Linked DNA regions of Homo sapiens: all the other regions are linked to region 1. The links are chromatin loops, found by intact Hi-C in ENCODE. Cell type or tissue: heart left ventricle. All regions are shown on one strand. Links, peaks and the distances in the headings refer to the core of each region. The heading gives the core; the rest is flanking DNA. Region 1 overlaps NT5C3A (5'-nucleotidase, cytosolic IIIA). Region 2 has its middle 45 kb from the start of KBTBD2. Region 3 has its middle 43 kb from the start of LINC00997.

Region 1 (8,220 bases), core at 3,221-8,220:
ATATGAATACGGTTTAAAATGTATAAGGAGCAGAAAACAGAGATGAAATAATCATTTATCATATTTTTTGAAAATGAATGGCAAATGAAAAATTTTTTTTTTTTTTTGAGACGGAGTCTCACTCTGTCACCCAGGCTGGAGTGCAGTGGCACGATCTCGGCTCACTGCAATCTCCGCCTCCTGAGTTCAAGCGATTCTTCTGCCTCAGCCTCCCGAGTAGCTGGGACTACAGGCGTGCGCCACCACACCTGGCTAATTTTTGTATTTTTAGTAGAGATGGGGTTTCGCCATGTTGTCAGGCTGGTCTCGATCTCCTGACCTCATGATCCGCCCACCTTGGCCTCCCAAAGTGCTGGGATTACAGGCGTGAGCCACCGCACCCGGCCCTCATTTTTTTTTTTAATTAAAATTTTTTTTAAAAAAACATAGAGACAGGGTCTCATTATGTTGCCCAGGCTGTAGTACGGTGGCTATTCACAGGCATGACCCCACCACTGATCAGCTTAGGAGTATGGACCTGCTCTGTTTTCAACCAGGGCTAGTTCACCCCTCCTCAGGCAACCTGGTGGTCCCCTGCTCCCAGGAGGTTCCTATATTGATGCCGAACTTAGTGCAGACACTTGATTGGCACAGCACACTAAAGCTTGGAACTCCTGGGCTCAAGTGATCCTTTCACCTCAACCTCCCAGGGACCATAGGCGCTAGGCCAGTACGCCCAGCCTCATGTTTTTTATCATTTAAGATCACTGCAAAAACTTATCCTAGTAGATGACTGTGAGTGAGACTGATTGCAGCCTTATGAATTTACAGACATATGTATATGCAAACTGATGAGAACCTATGGTTCCCATCTCAATGTATTTCTTAAACTTTGCAAAAATCTAGGCCTGGGGCTGAGGCTCACATCTGTAATCCCAGCACCTTGGGAAGTCGAGGTAGAAGGATTGCTTGAGCCCAGGAGTTTGAGACCAGCCTGGGCAACATACAGAGGCCCTGTATCCACAAAAAATGTTAAAAAATTAGCCAAGTGTGGTGGCATGTGCCTGTAGCCCCAACTTCTCAGGAGGCTGAGGTGGAAGGATCACTTCAGCCCAGAAGGTAGAGGCTGCAGTACAATCATGCCACTGCACTTCAGCCTGTGTGACAGGGGGAGGTTGTCTCAAAAAAAAAAAAATTGCAAAAATCTAGATCAAGTAATTTAATTTTCAAAAACTCAAGTAAAATTGTTGAACATGAACTATATCTTTTTTACTTTCTTACTTAAAAAGCATTAAATTCTGTTTTAAACTTTTAGCAGAAATGACACTGATGTTACAATAGGTAGGTCAGGTTCAAGAAAATAGGATGTAAGACAATAACATAAATGAAGGGAGTCTTTCCTGGCTCTCCTTTCAAATGCCATATGTTTGAATATTTCAAGATGCTTAGCACTGACTTTTTTTTTTTTTTTGGAGATGGAGTCTCATTCTGTCGCCCAAGCTGGAGTGCAGTGGTGCAATCTTGGCTCACTGCAGCCTCTGCTTCCCGGGTTCAAACAATTCTACTGCCTTAGCCTCTGGAGTAGTGGGGACCACAGGTGCACCCTGCCACACCTGGCTTCTTTTTTTTTTTTTTTTAAGAGTCGGGTCTTGCTATGGGGTGTAGTAGGTTGGTCTTGAACTCCTATGCTCAAGCGATCCTCTCACCTCAGCCTCCCGAATCTTTTTATTTTATTATAGCTGAATCTCTATGATTGAAATGAAACAAGATGAAAAGCTTTCTGTTTTAATTTTGGACTCCTTCTACATCTCACAATTGGTATTCCTGCCCTTAAAAAGAAACAAACAATATTGTTTAAGATCACTATTTTGTTATAAGTTAAATTAAAAATGGCAAAAAGGTAATGCAATTTAAGCTTTTATTATTGGTGCACTATATCGAGTACATCTAAATGAGGAGTAAAAAGTTAAGATTTAACTTACTACCCTTCCTTCTTACTGTGCCACATAAACACATTAAGTAAATACTAAGGCAAGAGAACAATAAACAAAATTATTTTGAGATTTAAATTCATGAATTAATAGTAACTAGTAGCAAAATTATCTGAAATCATATGAAGGACTGGCGGGTGATAACTTGAGTTGAATACTATGCATCAATTAAATACATTTTTAAATAGTTATGATATCCATGTGATATAATAGCATAAATACAATATAGTTATGAAAATATAAGTATAAATTTATAAACAAATTAAGTAAACAATCTTGATTTAAAACATTACAGAATGACTTCATTTGGGTAAAAAAATTATACTTAATTATATACATAGAAAAATAAAGGAAGTACACTTACTAAAACGGGGGTCTTTTAAGGTGGTGAAAATTATAGATTTCTTTTGCTCATCTAGATTCACTTTTATATCAACGTGTATTGTATGATATAAAAAGAATCAATACAAAATAAAATAGATAAATTATTTATTTATTTGAGACAGGGTCTCACTCTATCACCCAGACTGGAGTGCAGTGGTATGATCTTAGCTTACCAGCCTCAACCTTCTGGGGTCAAGTGATCCTCCTGCCTCAGCCTCTCAAGTAGCTGGAACTATAGGCATGTGCCACCACACCTGGCTTTTATATGTGTATGTGTGTGTGTGTGTGTGTGTCTTTTGATTTCTTACTTAAATAGGATTAAATTCTGTATTTAAATAAACTTTTAGAGGAAATGACATTTATGTTGCAATAGGTAGGTCAGGTCCAAGAAAACAGGATGTAAGATAATACCATAAATGGCGTCTTCATTTATAGTATTGATACATTTGATTTGTGTGTGTGTGTGTGTGTGTGGTTTTTTTTTGATGTATTTGATTTTTAGTAGAGATGAGGTCCCCTTATTTTGCCCAGGCTGGTCTCTAACTCTTAGGCTCAGGTGATCCTCCTGCCTCCACCTCCCAACGTGCTGGGATTACAGGTATGAGCCACCTTGCCCGGCCTGGTAAATAGTTTAAAATAAACAAATTCCTTATAAAAAGCTGGATCATAATTCAGGTACTCATGAGTCCAATTATTAAGACTTCTTTAAAGTTAGGTCACATGACTGGAAACCCATGAATGTGGACCTCATAAGTTAGTTTTCTGAAATCTATAGTGAATCACATGATCGATCTATGCTTGCTATAAGTGTACTAGAGGGGATTCAAAAGTGGGTAAAACATATATGAAAGCTTTATTATCTATAGTAACTTATGTTTCTTGCATAGTTTTAGCCAAATTAAATTTCAGTAGCTCAAAATTAAATAATTATATATGCAATGCCTCCAAGACCCCCGGGTCACTTTAATCATCTCCAATGATTATGGCAGGCATTCAGGGGATCAGGCCCTGTTTTCTACAGTGCTAAGTGCTCAGGTTACAAATTGTTGCTCAAAATTTGGCATAATGCTGGATATCTCCCCATATCCCATCTTTTTAAACTTTAAGAAAGATGTATGACATCACCAAACATTCTGCTATCTCCAAATCTGAGGGCTCAAATGGAATATTGTTTAGAGATAATTTTTTAATGCATTACATAATTAAATCTACTTTAAGAGAGTATCATGTCTAAAAGTAAGTTGAACAAAATTAGCTTTATTAACAGAAGGGAGAAGATAGGACAATATGTATTGAATAACTACTACGTGGTAAGCACTGTTTACAACTTTATGTATATCATCTCTTTTTCAATCTTAATCCAGGAAGGCACTTAGAATAGTATACTGTTAGAATTCTCCAAAATATAATTACTTTAAAACATCAAGTGAAATAAAATACAAACACTAAGAACATATTCTTTATTAATTATTATTATTAGGCCTTATAGCAACATTGCCTGACAAAGTCAAAATACATTCTTAATATAATACCCTGAAGTAAACAAGGCATAAGAGTATTTAGGTGAATCATCCCCATTCTAGATAACTGGAAATTGAAGCTTAGAAAAGTTTAGTATCTTGTCCAAGGATAAACCATTAAAATGTGGCAGAGCTGAGATTTGAACCAAGGACTTACCAACTACTAAACTTTCAAAGACCACCCCATTCCCTTACAAGATTGTCTTCTGTTCAAGCCATAGATTCTATAACTTGTTAAAGGAAAAAGATACTGTATATCATTACTAAATAAGCCACACACAAAGAATTACAGAATAAAAATTATGGAACACTAGAGTTTCCTATCTTACCAAAATTAGGAACATGTGACAAAATCTCTTTTATGTACATATTGTACACAAAATAGAATTTTTATTCTATTTATCTAGCTTAGAAAGACATCAAAATTTTAAAAATTGACAACAGGCCGGGCACAGTGGCTCACGGCTGTAATCCCAGCACTTTGGGAGACCGAGACAGGCAGATCACAAGGTCAGGAGATCGAGACCATCCTGGCTAACACGGTGAAACCCCGTCTCTACTAAAAATACAAAAAAATTAGCCAGGCGTGGTGGCAGGTGACTGTAGTCCCAGCTATTTGGGAGGCTGAGGCGAGAGAATGGCGTGAACCCGGGAGATGGAGCTTGCAGTGAGCCAAGATCGCACCACTGCACTCCAGCCTGGGCGACAGAGGGAGACTCCATCTCAAAAAAAAAAAAAAAAAAAAAAATTACATAAAAATTGGCAACAAATGTACACCTGCTTAAATTACCCAAACAGGGAAACTTTATCCAAAAGCTTCAGAGTACAAGAATCAAACGAATGCTGACTGTGCTACTTAACTAGCTATTTCCTAAGTGAGTTAACAGAAAATTAGGAAAGTAACTACAGCTAGACTGTGTTTTAAGGACTAAATAAATGCGTAGAGTATACTTGGTCAACGTAGGCACCTCTAAATTTTAGTTTTTCCCTAGTTACCAAACAATAGCACAGTGCCAAATTAACCCAAATGGGAGTCAGTTTCTAACTGCTTTCTAGTTCTAGTCCCAGTGAAGCCTCCTTTTTTCTTAAGCCGACTATAGTAAGTTTCTATTTTGCAACATTTTGCTATGCTGTATATAATGCTTGGGTTCTCAACTTTTTCCTGTCTCACTGAATTTTATCTAGCAACTTGTTCCCTTAGAACCCTAACCATTTGACAGAGAAATCCAGATAGACTGAAAAACTGATCTTTTTCACTGGGAAAAGTCTGCCTAACTAATGATATCGGAGATAAGGCAAAGGAGAAGGCTATGCCTTCTGACAAGGCAGTAGAGAAGACAGAATGGGGACAGGAAGGATCTTGCAAGCACTGGCTCTCTACTTCCACCTAATTACAAGAAGGAACTTGGCAAACAAATGAAGCAACTCTTTAATGAACTGCTAAACTACTTTGTAATCTATCAGCACCTTGAAAATGAGGAAGATAAACAACATATATGAAAAAAATGACAAAATGGCATTTAAGTCTATAATGGCAGAAAGTTGTCTTACTTGGTTTAAATTGTATAGATTAATGGTTTAAGCAACTCTGAGAGTTAACATAAAAGTGCGTAACACAAGAAAGATAATTTGATATAGAATAGCAGTGTGTCACAATGGCCAGAGAAGTCTGCCACCTGCTGATGGAAAAACTGAATTGTATAGATTTCCCTACTGCTGTTTTTAAGGAGAGAAAAAAAACCTATCAGGTATGGTTTAATGACATTACATGTCAAGTTGTTAGGCTGAAGATATAAACTACAACCTCTAATTTAAAAGAGAATAAAGATTAAAATAGGACTTAAGATTCTTTATATATCTCTCTCTTTAATAACTCTCTCTAAATATGTAATACCTGAACTATTTTTATTTTTATTTTTTATTTATTTATTTTTTTTGAGATGGAGTCTCACTCTGTTGCCCAGGCTGGAGTGCAATGGTGCAATCTTGGCTCACTGCAACCTCTGCTTCTGGGGTTCAAGTGATTCTCCTGCCTCAGCCTCTTGGGTAGCAGGGATTACAGGCATCTGCCACCACTCCCAGATAATTTTTGTATTTTTAGTATAGATGGGGTTTCACCATGTTGGTCAGGGTGGTCTCGAACTCCTGACTTTGTGATCCGCCCGCCTCGGCCTCCCAAAGTGCTGGGATTATAGGCGTTAGCTACCACGCCTGGCCAACTGAACTATTTTTAAAGCAAACAAAAGAGGTAAATATGGAAACTATTTAACATAAAATACACAGGAACATTCAAACTACTATGAACATTAAGGATAATCCAAAACACTGTGCAAAAAATATAAAGTCCTATAGATTTCACCTCTGCAATCCATCTCTTTTCTGTCTTCCTCTTTCTACTGCTCCCATAACAGTTTAATACTTCATTATCTTTAATACAGGCTTATTTTAATTCCTGCTCCCCACCTCCAGATTCTAATAATATTAATTTAGTGCGTGCTCAGTTATCAGTTTAATTGTATCAAAACACATTCCAGATGGTATCACTTATTTTAAAAACCATACCCAAAGCCTCTCTAGCAAATAAATTGCAAATATCTTATACTAATAGAGATGTTCTACAATGTGGTCCCAACACACTTTAAAAAATCTTGTTGCTTTTAAAAAACCGATTTAAAAAATATATAAAAGCAATACATGCTCATGATATGTCAAACAATATAAAAAGTTAAAGGATGAAAAAGTTGAAGTCTCCCTTCCTGGTCTCATCCTCCCAAGTCCACTGTCATTAGTAAAACTAGAAACAGCTTCTAAAGTTTTTGTTTTGTTTTGTTTTGTTTTGTTTTTTAATTTCCAATGACATAAGGATATACATGTGTATTTCTTTTGGGAGCACAACTGTTCTGCAACTTGCCTTTTCCCCTTGTCACCATTTCTTGAGCTTTTTAAAATGTTAACATAGCCCGGTACAGTGGCTCACACCTGTAATCCAAGCACTTTGGGAGGCTGAGGCAGGTGGATCACCTGAGGTCAGGAGTTCGAGACCAGCTTGGCCAACATGGTGAAACCTCGTCTCTACTAAAAATACAAAATTAGCCAGGCGTGGTAGCAGGTGCCTGTAATACCAACTACTCAGGTGGCTGAGGCACCACGAGTATCACTTGAAGCTGGGAGACAGAGGTTGCAGTGAGCCAAGATCGCATCACTACACTCCAGCCTGGGCAACAGAGAGAGACTCGGTCTCAAAAAAAAAAAAAAAAAAAAAAAAAGTTATACAGATTTTTTTTTCACAGCTGCCCAATATTTTATTATACAAATGCACCATCATTCATTTAACCAATGTATACTGCCTTTAATAAAGTAAATGAAAGTACCTATTTTTCTATATCCTCATCACTCTCTCTTTATACAGTAATTGTCTGGCAGCACCGATTCTATTATTTGTGAGCAAGTAACCTGGAAGTTTTGTTACACATAAAATTTGCATTTTGCTGTAGTAAGAATTTTAATTGTTTACTTAAATGATTCTCAAGCTTTAGCACACATCACAATCACCTGCAGGCTTGTTAAAACAGACTGCTGGGTCCAACCTCAAAGTTTCTGATTGTTTGTCTGGAGTAGGACTAGATAACTCGCATATATAACAAGTTCCTGCTCAATGTTGATGCCATGGTCTGGGACCACTCTTTGAGTACCATTGGTGTAAAACACTAGTATATGGGATCCTGTATTTCAAAATAAGGTTTCATCCTTCTCTAGTTGTCATGGTTTATATAACCAGCTCTTAGGAGCCTTAGCCAGGTTGTAAAAAATTGCTGTATTGTAGGAAAAAATGCCCACCTCTTGCCCGCCAATCAATGGCTAGTATTGGTAACCGAGGTGAAGAAAGTAAAAGGATCTAAAGATGTAATGAGCCTGGGCAACATAACAAGACACTGTCTGTTTTTGTTTTTGTTTTTTTTCGAGACAGAGTCTTGCTCTGTTGCCCAGAGCTGGAGTGCAATGGTGTAATTTTGGCTCACGGCAACCTCTGCCTCCCGGGTTCAAGTAATTCTCCTGCCACAGCCTCCTGAGTAGCTGGGATTACAGGTTTGTGCCACCACGCCTGGCTAATTTTTGTATTTTTAGTAGAGACAGGGTTTCACCATGTTGGCCAGGCTGCTCCAGAACTCCTGACCTCAAGATCTGCCCACCTTGGCCTCCCAAAGTGCTGGGATTACAGGCGTGAGCCACCGTGCCCAGCCACAAGACCCTGTCTCTAAAAATAAAATTAGTCAGGCATGGTGGCACATGTCTGTAATCCCAGCTACTTGGGAGGCTGAGGGGGGAAGACGGTTTGAGCCCAGGAG
Region 2 (8,220 bases), core at 2,222-7,221, 200 kb before region 1:
CAGAGAAGGGGTAGAGACAAGGAGAGAAGGGGTTGGGGTACTTGGCCATTCCCCAGGAAAGCAGAGAAGGGGTAGAGACAAGGAGAGAAGGGGTTGGGGTAATTGCCCTTTCCCCAGAAAAGTGGGACTTGCCGCTAAGGGTGAAGGACCAAGGCAGGCGTCCCTGCGTGGTCTGACACCCTTGAAACGTGGGTGTATAATCAGAGAGGCGTCCCTGCAATGATTAAACACCAAGGGAAGACTTCCTTCCCAGTCCGTGACCGGCGCCGGAGTTTTGGGTCCACGGATAAAACGTGTCTCTTTTGTCTCTACCAGAAAATGAAAGGAATTGAAATTAAGAGAAGGGAGAGATTGAAGTGTAGCACCAAGATTGAAAGGAGAAAGAGGTTGACGGATAGTGAAGGAAGTTGGAGAAGAGAGTAAAGAGAGGCCGCTTACCGGATTTGAAATTGGTGAGATGTTTCTTGGGCTGGTCTGTCTGAGGACCTGAGGTCGTAGGTGGATCTTTCTCATGGAGCAAAGAGCAGAAGGAGGGGGGATTGATCTCCCAAGGGAGGTCCCCCGATCCAAGTCACGGCACCAAATTTCATGCGCGTCCATGTGAAGAGACCACCAAACAGGCTTTGTGTGAGCAACATGGCTGTTTATTTCACCTGGGTGCAGGTGGGCTGAGTCCGAAAAGAGAGTCAGCATAGGGAGATAAGGGTGGGGCCGTTTTATAGGACTTGGGAAGGTAATGGAAAATTACAATCAAAGGGGGTTGTTCTCTGGTGGGCAGGGGTGGATCTCACAAAGTACATTCTCAAGTGTGGGGAGAATTACAAAGAACCTTCTTAAGGGTGGGGGAGATTACAAAGTACATTGATCAGTTAGGGTGGGGCAGGAACAAATCACAATGGTGGAATGTCATCAGTTAAGGCTGTTTTTACTTCTTTTGTGGATCTTCAGTTACTTTAGGCCATATGGATGTATATGTGCAAGTCACAGGGGATGCGATGGCCTGGCCTGGGCTCAGAGGCCTGACAATACCTTTATCAATTGGTTACTATTTCAATGCCCCCTTTAAAATTTGCTATGCAAATGAGTATATGCTTGTACTTGACTTCCATATTTGTGCTAAAGTGAGCAAAGTTATCTATATAAAGAAAACACAATGAGTTGTGACAAGGATGACGTGAAAATACAGGACAATTCTGACAATGTAGGGGCTGATTTTATAGTGTAAGAACTATTAATGCCCCTTGCTTCTTTTTTCTGCCTCTTGCTCTTGTCTTTTGGACATTTCAGTGATTGTAAGTTCTTCGGTCATGTCAGCCCCTGTCATCAACTTGAGTTACAGTAGATGGGGCAGACATGGAGTGTTTGCTTTGCGGAACTATCTGTCTGTTTTGCTTCCTTGTGCTCTTTTTGTTCTCTGTTCTCCTGTTAATGAAGCTTTTCCTGCCCATTATTAATCCAAACTCTTGGGCCTTGTGGTTAGGAAATTCCCTTAACTTCCAGCCATGTGGCATTATCATGTCTCTTTCTCTCTCTCGCTCTCTCTCCTCTCCTCCTCCCCCCAACATTTTCTGTCAAATAAGTACTGTTTACTCATTTAGTTGCTTATCAAATACTTATTCTTGGTTTTAAAAAAATTATTGGTAACTGTACTTTTCTTATTTTTTAGCATTATTCAAATGTTTACATTTTAATACTTTAAACCACTTTAAAATTTTTTCATGTTTAATTGTAGTTTTAAGAAAAACTATTTTGAACAACCCCAAATATAGTGCATCTAGAAACTAATGTATATTTGAGTAGACATCACTTATAGTGGAACAGTAGACTGTAGTACATGGTAATTTTCCTTTTACTCTTAAGATACAATAAAACATGACTAATTTTCCTGTCAAAAATGTAAAGAATAACAATAAATGAAGTTTTTATATTTTACTTTTAAGATTGCCTGTCTTTACTAAGACAAAGCCTTAAGCCTTATGTTATAATTTTGGTTCTAAAAATCATCATTTCAGTATGAGGAATGAGTATATTTCGTCCTCCTCTTTAGTTTTCTTCTTCCTATTTATTTTTATTTTGAGAAATTTCTACACCTTCTTTGAATTCCTTGTATGAATTTTTGTTTCCTAGAAGTTAATTTGTGTGAAATGAGATTCTTCAAAACGATGAAACCTCGTAGCTCTGAGAAAAGGTTTTAGGGTTTTAAATTCTAAGCAAACCATGACTATGGCTGACTGACTACACATTTAATTATACAGCTTCTCTTTCTTAACCACAGGCAGATTAACCTCATTGTGGATTGTCCTTCAGACCTTAGTCCTCAGGCATGGTTTCTGGTGCCCATTCCTGGAAGCCGCTGTTCCCTTTCTACCTTCTTACCAGAGCCCAAGGGCAGGCCTGGTCTCGAGGAAGCAGCAGCTTGCTGACATGAGTCAGCTGCAAAGGCTGAGGAGTGTGCCCTCAGAGAAGCAGCGCCCCCCAGTCCTGCCCCAGTGCCCAGAGCCGCAGCTCCTAGGGATGCTCCTTCCCTGGAGGCGGCCCAGGAGAGGGACTCTGGCAGCGTTCTTCAGATTTGTGACCACTGTTTCTCATTTGCTGGTTGACTATTTTTATTTCTTAGGCTTTTGCTAGTTTTAGAAAATAGGAAAGCAGCCCGTGATTTGTGGATTAAAAGCAACATTTGAGCGATGATGCACAACAGTCCAGGAAAATGGGCAGTGACACTTGAGGCTGAGGATGGGAGTCGACATGAGCAGGGAGAGGGAGGTGCGCGCTGCTTATCTGTGATTGTTGCTCACCTGAGTGTGGCTGATTGTGTACATCCAGCAGCTACAATTTTTAAAAATTATATTTTTACATTTATTTTATATTTTTCTCACCCCCAGTAATTTCCTTCCAAATAAGTTCACATGTAATAAGTAGAAATTCTGTACAGGAAAAAAGCATTAAAAATACTATTATAACTGCTTCATTTGCTGGGAACCATTACAAGTAGTATAAATTAGCTTTTTCCAGAAGGATCCTCTTGTAGCAGGGTTTATGAATGTAACCCCCAGCAAAATGTGACTATATATTAGGAGAGCCAGTTTGGAGCAGAGGCCTGAAGGTCCCTGCTATGCAGCCGTGGCCACAGCTCACAGCACCAGTGCTGTGGAGCATCCACACCTTTGATGGCAATGCAGAGTGATAGCAGGTTCCATAGGTGTGACAAAACAGCATTAAAGCTCAGTATTTTGCATATTTTTAGCATTTAAAAATATTTTTGCTTTAGTGTGAGGAAAGTAAGGATGGGCAAAGAGGCGATCAAAATAGCTATTGCTATGACATTTTAGAAAACAAAGTTGGGGCCGTATTTCTTTAAAAAGATAAGCCTCTAAAAATGCTTGGCAAAAAAACTATAGTGTTAAAATAGGCCAGTGATATTAATGAGAAAATGAAAGTATATATCAGGAATAAAGTGATATTGCATAGGAGTATTGTATTTTTATGAATTTTGTGCCAGTTGTTTACATGTACTATATATGTTAAATAAAAAAATCATGAAAAATGAGGGAAATGTTTTTCTTGATTGTTATTTTCATTTCCACCTTGACTGTGATCAAGTTCGGCCTCGTTTTGTAGTCAGATAGCCATGAACTGGTTTGAGTCAGATGGCAGTCCTGAGAAGAGAGGGAGGGATCATAACAGTGGGGGTAGACTCTGGTCTTGTTGTTGGTAGTGGTAGGCACTGAGATTATCCGAACTTTTCCTGTATTTATGGTAGAGTCACTTACATTCCTTTATCCTTTTCATCAAGGGACACAGTAATTCATTCAAACTATATATTGGGAATAATTAAAGGGTTGCTAAAAGCTGCTTTAATGTATTTAAAAAATACGTTGGTATCAACATTTTCTAAATTGTAGCTCAATGTTTTTACTTGATACAAACATCAACTTCTTGGTTCTTTCTCTATGTAGGAAAGACATTTCAGCTCTCTTCATTCCTGTGTAATTACTTTCTTAACACAATGACACCTTGATTCTGACATCTTTGGGGAATGAGGTGTTCTAATACAGTTTAAAAGTAGCTCCTCTTTTAATTAGCAGGCATCAGCATCACCTGGAAGGCCTGTAGATTGCTGGGCCCCACCACAGAGGTTTCTGTTTCAGTTGGCCTATGGTGGGGCCCCAGAACTTGGATTTCTTAACAGTTCTCAGGTGGTGTTGAGGCTGTTCGTCCAGGGACGATACTTGAGAGCCTCTGCTCTAATCGGTGGGTACAGACTGGCTGGATGACTGGCCTCCAGGGGGCGCTCCATTCCTCACAGCAATCCCACCAGAGCTGGTTGATGGACACTCTACCAGGAGCTGAATTTTACCACGTACCTTCTTTGCCTGTTAGGGGGCACTGCTTCAATGAAACTTGCAAGGAGCAAAGAACAGATTAGGAAATTTTTAATCGGAACACTGATATGAATTATAGATTATTTACATATTTTGAAGCTGCAAACTGCACCTCGTTTCTTTTCAGTTCAGAGATGGAAAAGGAGTGAAAATCCTTGAAATAGAACTTCCTTTTGTAGGATTACTTTGTCTAGAAGACAATACATAAATTCAATGATGTGTGGGGATTGCAAAAATTCATTTTCCACTTTATTACTTTTGTTTTGGCACCACAAATCCGAATCTTCTTCCTTTATTAGAAGTCAGCCAATAATCAGCGCTAGGTCACAGATTGCTTGCTTCTTTCTTCTTCCTCCTTTTTCTCCTGCCCCCAACTAGAAGTTTCTAATTTGAATCAACAAAATTGTTCTCAATGCAGAAAAAGAGGAGCTACTTTTAAACTTCATTACATTCCTGAATTGGTCTTTATTTCACAGCATCGTTATCAGGACGAATACATTTTACATTAGAAATTGAAAAGGATATTAAGGTACAAAAAGGTCTTGAAAACTTTCCTTTTACATTTCCTCCCGTGAGAGAGATTTTAAAATTCTGAATGAATATATAAGAATTGAAGACTCGATTTGATTGTAGTGTAATTAAGAGATAGTTTTCCTTTTTTTCAAAGAGATTAGGATAACATTGATACTGGATCCACTTTCAAAGCAATGTTTTCTATAGTTTTCTATACTCAGTTATCTTTAACCCAAAACTCTAAATAAGTATGCACAGTGTTGTCAAAATGACTTTCAAATAAATGGTAGCACTACATGGTATTCTGCTTCATAGGCATGTTCTTTTAAATGCAGCATAATATCATTTCGTTGATTTTTTTAAGTATCTGGTGGGCCTTTTTCCTGTAGGCAAATTTAATATCTTGGCGGGGGGAGTTGAATTTTGCAGACTTCAGCTCGTTTGGTTGTTATGCTGATTACTCTGATACCCTTAGTCCTTATGCATTTCTGAAAAAATAGAAATGAAAATACGAAATGGCCACTGCTAAGTAGATTTGGCATAATGTCATGAAAACTGGGAAAGAAAGATGCCTGCAGGCCACCTCTGGCTCTGCCCCCTGCTGCTGATATCCTGCTCTTTGGCCAGGCTCCTCAAGTCTTCACTCTGGTATCCGCTTAGTGAACAGACTTCAGATTCGGAGGCCTCGCTCTTGCTCTGGAAAATTCTCTTCCCAGAAGAGTACAATTTGGTAATCCCTTGAGCCCTTTACATAGGTAACAAATTTGACCTTTTTGAACAGACTTATATGGCAGTAATTCTCAAACTTATCTGCACATTAAAATTACTTGGGGAGCTTCAAAAAATCCTGAAGCCTTTTTCCCACCCCTAGAGATGTGTGGCCTGAGATTTAGAATTTTTTTTAATCCCCAGTGATTCTAGTGCCCTAGGGCTAACATTTTAGAACTTGCCCTCCCTACTTCACCTCTGAATAACAAGATTTCCACATCTCCACCCAGTCAAAGTAGGAATGGCAAGCGTCTGTCATGTACACTTTATTAATTGTGATTATTAATTTCTACATTATTTCTAATCATGGCACCTAGTGTTGAGTAGACTCTTCAGGAAAGAATTCTGTCTTCAGTTATGGATGCTGCCAATGGCAGGGAGAAGGGGGAGAGTGGCAGTGCAGGTGCCACATATTTGTAAACCCTGATTAGAGTGTCAAGAAGAAATGGGAATATAGCAGCAAAAAGAAAAAATACAAATCACTTTGAAAATTTATTGTGTGAGGAATCATGTGTCTTCTCTGCAGATGCTTTTTGCCCCTCCTGGAATATGCTTTTCTTAGTATGTATTTCAGATACAACTCAAATGTCACCTCTTCTGTGAGGTCTTTCCTGACTGCCTGCCATTTGGTTGAGTGCATTGCCTCCCACTGCCCACGTGCCCATAACTCCCACGCACACATTTATCAACATGACTTTTCCCCCACTCTATTGTGTTCTTCATAAAAAGAACATGTCTTACTCCATTCTGAATCCACAGTGCCTCTTAGCACAGTTCCTGGAAAGTAGTACTGCTTAATGATGTTTTGAAATAAACCATACTTTATTCAACAATGCAGTAAATTGCAGATGGCAATAAAAGTTGTTTTTAGGACTAAAAGACAGTTTATGTTTTCCAGCCATGGAAAAGAAATAACAAGGAAATGCAGGACATCATCAGATGAGGTAAATATCATAGGGGAAAATATCCGTGTCAAACAGCTAAACAATAATTAACCTCATAGCATATCCTTGGTAGGTACTTTCAGACATGGCTAGTGACCATATGAATTTATTGGAAGGCAATATGATAAAGACACATACATCTGTCCAGGGGCGGGACTCATTGACTGATTTCAGTGTGTGGCTCAGGATACTGTGGTGACCAGCCATAGACACATTTGCTGCTGAACAGGGAGCAAGGAACTCTGGTAATTTGATTAAAAGTCTGGGAAGAGGGATTTTCCAAAGGATGAGAAGGGACTGATGTGTTATTATTGGGTGTAGATATTAGGGAAAACAGATGACAACAGTTGCACAATTAATATTGTCATAATAGAGACAACTACGCTGGAATCCATAATCCATCCTTTACAAACTTAGTGAAATAGGGCATGTTTCTTGAACATCAGTTTCTTTTAAAAGAATATGGCTTTTAGGATAGTAATTAGAAACAAGAAATAGACAAAGGAACAATCACAGCAGGAAATTTTAATATACCTCTCCTTAGAAATTGAGATAATAAGCAAAAAGATCAGTAAGGAAATGCATGATTTGAGTAATAAAAGCAACTTGATTTAACAGTCATATGTAGAACTGCACCCAACAAGTGAAGAGTATACATTCTATTCAGGTATATGGGACATTTCCAAGAATTGACAGTAGAACATGAGCTCCTGACCAGGCACAGTGGCTCATGCCTCTAATCCTAGCACTTTGGGAGGCAGAGGCAGGCAGATCTCTTGAGCCCAGGAGTTTGAGACCAACCAGGGCAACATGACAAAACCCTGTCTCTACAAAAAATTAGCCAGGGTGGTATGTGCCTGTATTGCCAGCTACTTGGGAAGTTGAGGTGAGAGGATCACTTGAGCCCAGGAGGTTGAGGCTGCAATGAGCCATGATTGTACCACTGCACTATGGCCTGGGTGACAGAGTGAGACCCCTGCCTCCAAAAAAAACAAAAAACTTGAACATGAGCTCCAAGAAAGCATGACTTTTTGGCCTATTTTGTTTACAGATGTAACCTAAGCATCTAGAACAGTACCTGACACATGTGGGTGCCCAATATTTGTTAAAGGAAAGAATTGATCATACCTGGAGCCAAATGGCAATTCTTTGGGGGGGAAAAAACAATCTTAAGGATTGAAAATCCTTTAGTTGGAAATCAGCACAAATGAAACAGTTTTAAATATTAATTCATAATTTATGATGAAAATTTGAGAAAAAATAGAACAATTATATGCTACAAATTGTGTGTGGAATATGACTAAAGCAGTTCTAGAGTTTTTTTTTTGGCCTTTAGCCTAAAATGCATTCATTAAGCCAAAAATCAATAAATATCTGTATCAGGAATATAAATAACAGAATAGTTCCCCCACCCCAATTTGAAGGGAATAATGAGCAGAAATTGATGAAACAGAAAACAGATCAACAAAGTCAAAGTTGGTGTATTAGTCCTTTTTCACACTGCTGATAAAGACATACTTGAGACTGCGCAATTTACAAAAGAGGTATAATGGACTTAAGTTCCACATGGCTGGGGAGGCCTCACAATCATGGCCGAAGGCAAGGAGGAGGAA
Region 3 (8,220 bases), core at 1,111-6,110, 250 kb before region 1:
TCATGCTTTTGTTTAGAACATTTATTACCCTTGAAATAAAATCCAGGTTATTTTCTGATTTATAAGGCCTTTTGAATCTGGTCTTTGCTTGCTTTTCTGGACTAATTTCCTTCTTCACAATTTACAAACTGACCAAATTGAATGTTTTAGTTACTTTAATGGGCCTTCTTTTCATACAGTTTTTTCTGCCTTAAGCACCATTCCCCATGGACTGGTTAAATCTTAGGTAACCATACATCCTAGTTTATGCTTGTTTTCACTATCACTCTCAAAAGTGTGCCTGTTTGGATGGTAAATGATATGGTAACCCTGGTTAAGTTCAATTTACACCTCATGTAACTTCCTCCAGGAGGCTTTAACAAAAATTCTATCTTGGTTCCTTTTGTTTAAATTTCAAATGCACCTCATATTACTTAACACCCAACTGTATTAGTCATTTTGATTGTCTTCACTGCTGTGAGGGCAAGGGCTTGTGTCTACCCTATTTATCTCTTTATCTTCAACACCTAAAAGTGTGTGGCACATAACAAGCACAGAACTGAACAAAACCTATGTAAAGGAGTGTATAGGTCATGAAGAAAAATTTAATTTCAGTAAAGTCATTCAGGCAACTATTTTGGAATTCTAATTAGTACTGAAATGTCTCTGACACCATGGAGAAAGGATTTGTCAAATAACCATCAAATGAGTTGGAATTAAAAAAAAAAAAAAACTTCCCAACATATAAAAATGATATAAACAAGTAGAGTTTATCTCATAAATAAAAGATTGCTTTAATATCAGAAAATCACATACCATACTAACAGAATAAAGGACAAAAACCATAGGACTGTGCCAATAGATACTGATATGGTTTGGCTCTGTGTCCCCACCAAAATCGCATGTGGAATTTTTTTTTATATATATATACAGAGTCTTGCTCTGTCACCAGGCTGGAGTGCAGTGGGGTGATGTCGGCTCACTGCACCCTCCGCCTCCCGGGTTCAAGCTATTGTCCTGCCTCAGCCTCCCTAGTAGCTGGGACTACAGGCGTGCGCCACCACGCCTGTGCACCTGGATAATTTTTTGTATTTTAGTAGAAACAGGGTTTCACCATGTTGGTCAGGCTGGTCTCCAACTCCCGATCTCAGGTGATTCGCTCGCCTCGGCCTCCCAAAGTGCTGGGATTACCGGCATGAGCCACTGCGCCCGGCCTCATGTGGAATTTTTAGTCCGCACATGTTAGGGTAGGGAACTGGTGGGAGGTGACTGGATCATGGGGGCAGTTCTCCATGCTGTTCTTGTGATAGTGAGTTCTCACTAGATATGATGGTTTAAAAGTGTGGCACATCCCCCTTTGCACTTGCTCTCTCTCTCTCTCCTTCTCTCCTTTGTCTCTCTCCTCTCTCTCTTCTCTCTCTCTCGTCGCCATGTAAGATATGGCTTGTTTCTCCTTTGCCTTCTGCCATAATTGTAAGTTTCCTGAGGCCTCTCCAGCCATGTGGAACTGTGAGTCAATTAAACATCTTTTCTTTATAAACTGCCCACTCTCAGGTAGCTCTTAATAGCAGTGTGAAAATGGACTAATACATAGAAAAATTATTTGACAAATTAGAGGACCCATTTATGATTAAAACTCACCAAATTAGGAAGAGAAAGAAACTTCCTCAACCTGATGAGGAACATCTATGAAAAATCTACAGCTAATATGTATAATAGTGAAAGATGGAAAACTTTCCCCCTACCATCAGGAGCTAAACAAAGATGTCAGCTTTCACCACCTCTATTCACAATTGTACTGGAAGTCCTAACTGAGGCAATAAGACAAGGAAAAGAAAAAATTTAACCCTCAATAGTTTAAGGAAAAATGAAAAGGCATATGGCTTTGAAGGAGTCTCAAAAAACAAAACAAAAACTCTAGAAATAATAACGTAGCCGGATTACAAGATAAAGACCAATATAAGCCAAGCTTGGTGGCTCATGCCTGCAGTCCCAGCTACTGAGGTGGCTGACGTGGGAGGGTCACTTAAGCCCTGTAGTTCAAGGCTAGCCTGGGCAACAGAGCAAGACCTCATCTCTGAAAAAAAAAAAAAAAGTCAATAAACAACTGCATTGTATGTACTATCAACTATTAAAAAACATTTTTTTTTTGAGGTAAGGTCTCACTCTGTCACCCAAGCTGGAGTGCAGTGGTGCCATCATGGTTAACTGCAGCCTCAACCTCCCAGTCTCAATCAGTCCTCCCACTGCAGCCTCCTGAGTACCTGAGACTGCAGGCACAAGCTACCATGCCCGGCTAATTTTCATATTTTTTGTAGAGATGGGGTTTTGTCATGTTGCCCAGGCTGGTCTCAAACTCCTGGGCTCAAGCAATTTGCCCACTTTGATCTCCCAAAGGGCTGGGATTATGTTACTGTGCCCAGCCATAAAAAAATTAACAGTGTCATTAAAGAAAACCATTTAGCAATAAATTCAACAAGAGATGTATAAGAACTGTACACTATATAACATTGCTGAGAGAGATTTAAAAAGATCTGAAGAGAGAAATATACCATGTTCATAGTTTGGAGGAGTTGATATTGGTAAGTTGGTAATTCTCTCCAAATTGGTCTGCAGATTCAATGCAATTGTTATCAAACCACCACTATGTTTTTTTTCCTTTTTTTGCAGAAATGGATGGGCTGATTATAACGTTTATGTGGAAAAGCAAAGGTCCTACAATAGTCAAAACAATTTTTACAAAAAGAACAAAGGAGACTTACTCTAAACTATTTCAAAATTTTATTATAATAAAGATAACATGGTACTGCATAAGGATAGACATAGATCAATGGGATATAATTGAATCCAGAAAGATCCTCACATACACATGTATAGTCCATATATATATATATATATATATATATATATATATATATATATTTTTTTTTTTTTTTTTTTTTTTTTTTTTTTTGAGATGGAGTCTTGCTCTGCTGCACAGGCTGGAGTCCAGTGGTGTGATCTTGGCTCACTGAATCCTCTGCCTCCCAGGTTCAAGTGATTCTCCTGCCTCAGTCCCCCAAGTAGCTGGGATTACAAGTGTGAACACCCAGCTAATTTTTGTATTTTTAGTAGAGACAGGGTTTCACCATGTTGGCTGGGCTGGTCTCAAACTCCTGACCACAAGTGATCCGCCTGCCTCTGCCTCCCAAAGTGCTGGGATTACAGACGTGAACCACAGCGCCTGGCCTGTATAGTTGTGGGTGTCAAGCCACCTAGATGCCAAGGCAAGAGACCGAGGGCACGAGCCGCTCCAATATAATAAAATATATAAAACAACAAGAGTTATACTAGATCTAGATCATAGACATGATTATATATGAATATCATTAATCATTAGTTTGTAGCAATTACTCTTTATTCCAATATTATAATAATCCTCGCTTTATAATCATAACCTAGGAAAAACCAGGCCATACAGAGATAGGAGCTGAGGGGACATAGTGAGAAGTGACCAGAAGACAAGAGTGCGAGCCTCTGTTATGCCCGGACAGGGCCACCAGAGGGCTCCTTGGTCTAGCAGTAACGCCAGCGTCTGGGAAGACACCTGTTGCCAAGCAGACCGTGGTCTAGCAGTAGCGTCAGTGTCAAGTTAAAACACTAGCTACTTAGCAGACCAGGAAAGGGAGTCTCCCTTTCCCCAGGAGAGTTTAGAGAAGGCTCTAATCCTCCACCTCTTGTGGAGGGCCTGACTGATGTCAGGCCCACCAGCAGTTATCTGGAGGCCTAACCATCTCCCTGTGATGCTGTGCTTCAGTGGTCATGCTCCTTAGTCCACTTTCATGTTCCATCCTGTACACCTGGCTCTGCCTTTTAGATAACAGTAGCAAAATTAGTGAAAGTGCTAAAAGTGTCTGATATGCAGAAATAGTGGCATAAGCTGTCTCTCTCTCTCTCTCTCTCTCTCTGCCTCTTCGGCTGCCAGGCAGGGAAGGGTCCCCTGTCCAGTGGACATGTGACCCACATGACCTTCCCTATCATTGGAGATGGCTCACACTCCTTACCCTGCCCCTTTGTCTTGTATCCAATAAATATCAGCGCAGCCTGGCATTTGGGGCCACTACTGGTCTCCGCCTCTTGGTGGTAGTGGTCCCCCGGGCCCAGCTGTCCTTTCTTTTATCTCTTTGTTTTGTGTCTTTATTTCTACAATCTCTCATCTCTGCACACGGGGAGAAAAACCCACAGACCCCGTGGGGCTGGACCCTACATATAGTCAATATTTTTAATAAAAGTATTCAACAGGGAGAGGATAGTCTTTTCAAAAATGGTGCTTGAACAATTGTAGATATATAAGTTCATAGAATAATGTATTAGTCTGTTCTCACACTGCTATAAAGATACTACAAGAGACTAGGTAATTTATAAACAAAAGAAGCTTGATTCACAGTTCTGAATGGCTGGGAGGCCTCAGGAAACTTACAATCATGGCAGAAGATGAAAGAGAAGCAAGGCACATCTTACATGGTGGCAGGAGAAAGGGAGAGAGAGTGAAGTGGAACTGTCATACTTTAAAACCATTAGATCTCAGGCAAACTCCCTCACTATCATGAGGACAACATAGGAGAAACAACCCCCATGATCCAATCATCTCCCAGTTCCCTTCCTTGACACATGGGGATTACAATTTGAGATGAGATTTGGGTGGGGACACAGAGCCAAACCATATCATTCTGCCCTGGCCCCTCCCAAATCTGACAACCTTTTCACATTTCAAAATCAATTATACCTTCTCAACAGTCTCCCAAAGTCTTACTCATTCCACCATTAACTCAAAAGTCCAAGTTCAAAGTCTCATCTTAGACAAGGCAAGTCCCTTCCACCTATGAACCTGTAAAATCAATAAGTTAGTTACTTCCAAGATTCAATGGGGGTAAAGGCATTAGGTAAATGTTCCCATTCCAAATTGGTCAAACTGGCTAAAACAAAGGGGCCACAGGCCCCATGCACATCCGAAACCCAATAGGGCACTCATTAAATCTTCAAGCTCCAAAATATCCTTTGACTTCATGTCTCACATCGAGGGCATGCTGATGCAAGGGGTGGGCTCCCATGGCCTTGGGCAGCCCTGCCCCTGTGGCTCTGCAGAGTACAGCCCTGCAGCTGTTCTCATGGGCTGATGTTGAGTGGCTTTTCCAGGTTCATGGTGCAAACTACCATTCTGGGGTCTGAACGACAGTGGCCCTCTTCTCAGCTCCACTAGACAGTGCCCCAGTGGGGAGTCTGTATGGGGGCTCCAGCCCCACATTTGCCTTCCACACTGCCTTAGGAGAGGTTCTCCATGAGGGCTCTGCCTCTGCAGCAGACTTCTGCCTGGACATCCAGGTATTTCCATACACCCTCTGAAATCTAGGCAGAAGTTCCCAAAGCTCATCTCTTGTCTTCACACCCACAGGCCCAACACCACATAGAAGCTTCCAAATCATGGGGCTTACACCCTCTGAAGCAACAATCTAAGCTTTAGCTTGGCCCCTTTTAGCCACAGCTCAAGCTAGAGCAGGCGGGAAACAAGGCACCAAGTCCTGAAGCTGCACAGAGCAGTGGGGCCCTGGGCCTGGCCCATGAAACCATTTTTCCCTCCTAGGCCTCCAGGCCTGTGATGAAAACGGCTTCCATGAAGGTCTTTGATATGCCCTGGAGACATTTTCCCCATTGTCTTGGCTATTAACAGTTGACTGCTTGTTACTTGTGCAAACTTCAGCAGCTCACTTGAGTTCCTCCCCAGAAAATGGGTTTTTCTTTTCTTCCATATGGTCAGGCTGCAAATTTTCCAAATTTCTGCTTCCTGTGAATTTTCCAAACCTATGCTTTGCTTCCCTTTTAAACTTAAGTTTCAATTTCAAACCATCTATTTGTGAACGTATAGTGGAATGCTTTCAGAATAAGCCAGGACACCTCTTGAATGCTTTGCTACTTAGAAATTTCTTCAGACAGATACACTAAATCATCTCTCTGTACTTCAAAATTCTGCAGATCTCTAGGGCAGGGACAAAATGTCAATGTCTCTTTGCTAAAATATAACAAGAATGACCTTTGCTCCAGTTCCTCTTCTCCATCTGAGACCACCTCATCTTGGACTTCATTGTCCATGTCACTGTCAGCATTTTGGTCAAAAACATTCAACAAATCTCTAGGAAGTTCCAAACTTTCCTATATCTTCCTGTCTTCTTCTAAGCCCTCCAAACTGTTCCAACCTCTGCCCATTGCCCAGTTCCAAAGTCACTTCCACATTTTCAAGTTATCTTTATAGCAGTGCCCCACTACCAATTCTCAGCAGTTCTCACACTGCTATAAAGATACTACCTGAGACTGGATAATTTATAAACAAAAGAGGTTTAATTGACTCAAAGTTCTGCATGGCTGGGAGGCTCTCTCAGGAAACTTACAATCATGGTGGAAGGCAAAGGGGAAGCAAGGCACAACTTATATGGCAGCAGGAGAGAGGGAACATGAGCAATGGGGAAGTCCCATGCTTTAAAACCATCAGACCTCATGAGAACTCTCTCACTATCATGAGAACAGCATGGGGGAAACTGCCCCATGATCCAGTCACCTCCCACCAGATCCCTCCCTTAACACATGGGGATTACAATTTGAGATAAGATTTGGGTGGGGACACAGAGCCAAACCATTTCAAAGAAACATAGGTGATTTCCTCTATAACCAGGGAGTAGGGAAAACTTTCCTAACTGTGGCTCAAATTCCAGAAGTATAATTTTGCTTACCAAAAATTAAGCATTTGCAAGTAACAAGACATCACAGGCAAAGTAAACAGACAAATGACAAAATGGGCAAAGGTACTCCTAGTGTTAGTATCTCTAATATATAAACAACCTTTACAAATAAAAAGCTGGGCATGATGGCTTAAGCCTGTAATCCCAGCTACTCAGGAGACTGAAGTGGGAGGATCACTTGAGGCCAGGAGTTTAAGACCATCCTATGCAACATAGCGAGACCCCCATCTCAAAAATAAATAAGTAAAATAAACAGATAATAATAAAAGAACCCAAACCTTAGGAAAATGAGCTTGTAGGATGAACAATAAACAGGAAAAGAAATTCAAATGATTCTTTATCATATGAAAATATGCTTATCTCATTCATACTAACAGAAATGTAAAAAAATAAAATCACAGATTCTCTTTCTCACATATTAAATTGGCAAAAATTAGAAAGTTTGACATGACTGCTGATGGGTAAACAGGCATGCTCACATTGCTGATGGTCCTGTAAATTACCCTCTTACTATGGTGGTTGTGGAGGATTGGGCAGAATTTGGTAAAATTACTAATGCATACGCCCTTTGACCAGCAATTCTGCTTCTAGGAATCTATCCCCAAAACAAACTGGCAAAAATACAATTTTTTTTTTTGAGACAGAGTCTTGCTCTGCCACTCAGGCTGGAATACAGTGGTGTGATCCCAGCTCACTGCAACCTCTGCCTCTGAGGTTCAAGCAATTTTCCTGCCTCATCCTCCCAAGTTGCTGAGACCACAGACCTGTGCCACCATGCGTGGCTAATTTTTTTTTTTTTTTTTTAGTACAGACGGGGTTTCACTATGTTGGCCAGGCTGGTCTCGAACTCCTGACCTCAAGTGATCCACCCATCTCAGCCTCTCAAAGTGCTGGGATTACAGGCATGAGCAAAACTACTTTTTTTTTTTTTTTTTTTTTTTTGAGACGGAGTCTCACTCTGTCACCAGGCTGGAGTGAAGCGGCGCGATCTCAGCCCACTGCAAGCTCCGCCTCCCAGGTTCATGCTATTCTCCTGCCTCAGCCTCCTGAGTAGCTGGGACTACAGGCACCCGCCACCACGCCCAGCTAACTTTTTGTATTTTTAGTAGAGACAGGGTTTCACCATGTTAGCCAGGATGGTCTCGATCTCCTGACCTCGTGATCTGCTCGCCTCGGCCTCCCAAAGTGCTGGGTGCTGGGATTACAGGTGTGAGCCACCACACCCAGCCACAAAAAATACTTTTTAAATGTACACACAAGGCTGTTAGTCCTTACAACAGATAGATACATACATACATACATACATACATACATACATACATACATACACACACATATATATATGAGACAGTGTTTTACTCTGTCACTCAGGCTGGAGTGCAGTGGCTGAGTCTCCTCTCACTGCAGCCGCAACCTCCCAGGCTCAAGCAATCCTCCCACCTTAACCTCCTGAGTAGCTGGGACTTGGGAC

The links. Peaks named below come from ENCODE experiments on the same cell type or tissue, not always from the same donor. Only the 100,000 strongest peaks of a DNase experiment are listed, where the experiment ranks them.
Region 2: it touches region 1 in a loop (14-fold over the local background); 27 of 110 quality-filtered maps call a loop at or near these places.
Region 3: it touches region 1 in a loop (2.8-fold over the local background); 27 of 110 quality-filtered maps call a loop at or near these places.

The regions. Positions count from the first base shown.
Region 1 is chr7:33,045,371-33,053,590 of GRCh38, forward strand. All of the region lies in intron 1 of NT5C3A (5'-nucleotidase, cytosolic IIIA), which reads right to left. It also overlaps the pseudogene RN7SL505P. Among named protein-coding and RNA genes, the nearest start is that of NT5C3A, 13 kb to the right of the region's middle. In heart left ventricle, for the core only: a CTCF peak has its summit at 5,552 (motif pointing left); no DNase peak of the experiment used is centred there; H3K4me3 peaks cover 511 bases; H3K27ac peaks cover 517 bases.
Region 2 is chr7:32,842,515-32,850,734 of GRCh38, forward strand. No RefSeq gene overlaps it. Among named protein-coding and RNA genes, the nearest start is that of KBTBD2, 45 kb to the right of the region's middle. RefSeq lists enhancers at 1,975-2,476, 2,477-2,976. In heart left ventricle, for the core only: a CTCF peak has its summit at 4,310 (motif pointing right); a DNase peak (open chromatin) is centred at 4,277.
Region 3 is chr7:32,797,119-32,805,338 of GRCh38, forward strand. No RefSeq gene overlaps it. Among named protein-coding and RNA genes, the nearest start is that of LINC00997, 43 kb to the left of the region's middle. In heart left ventricle, for the core only: a CTCF peak has its summit at 3,512 (motif pointing right); a DNase peak (open chromatin) is centred at 3,533.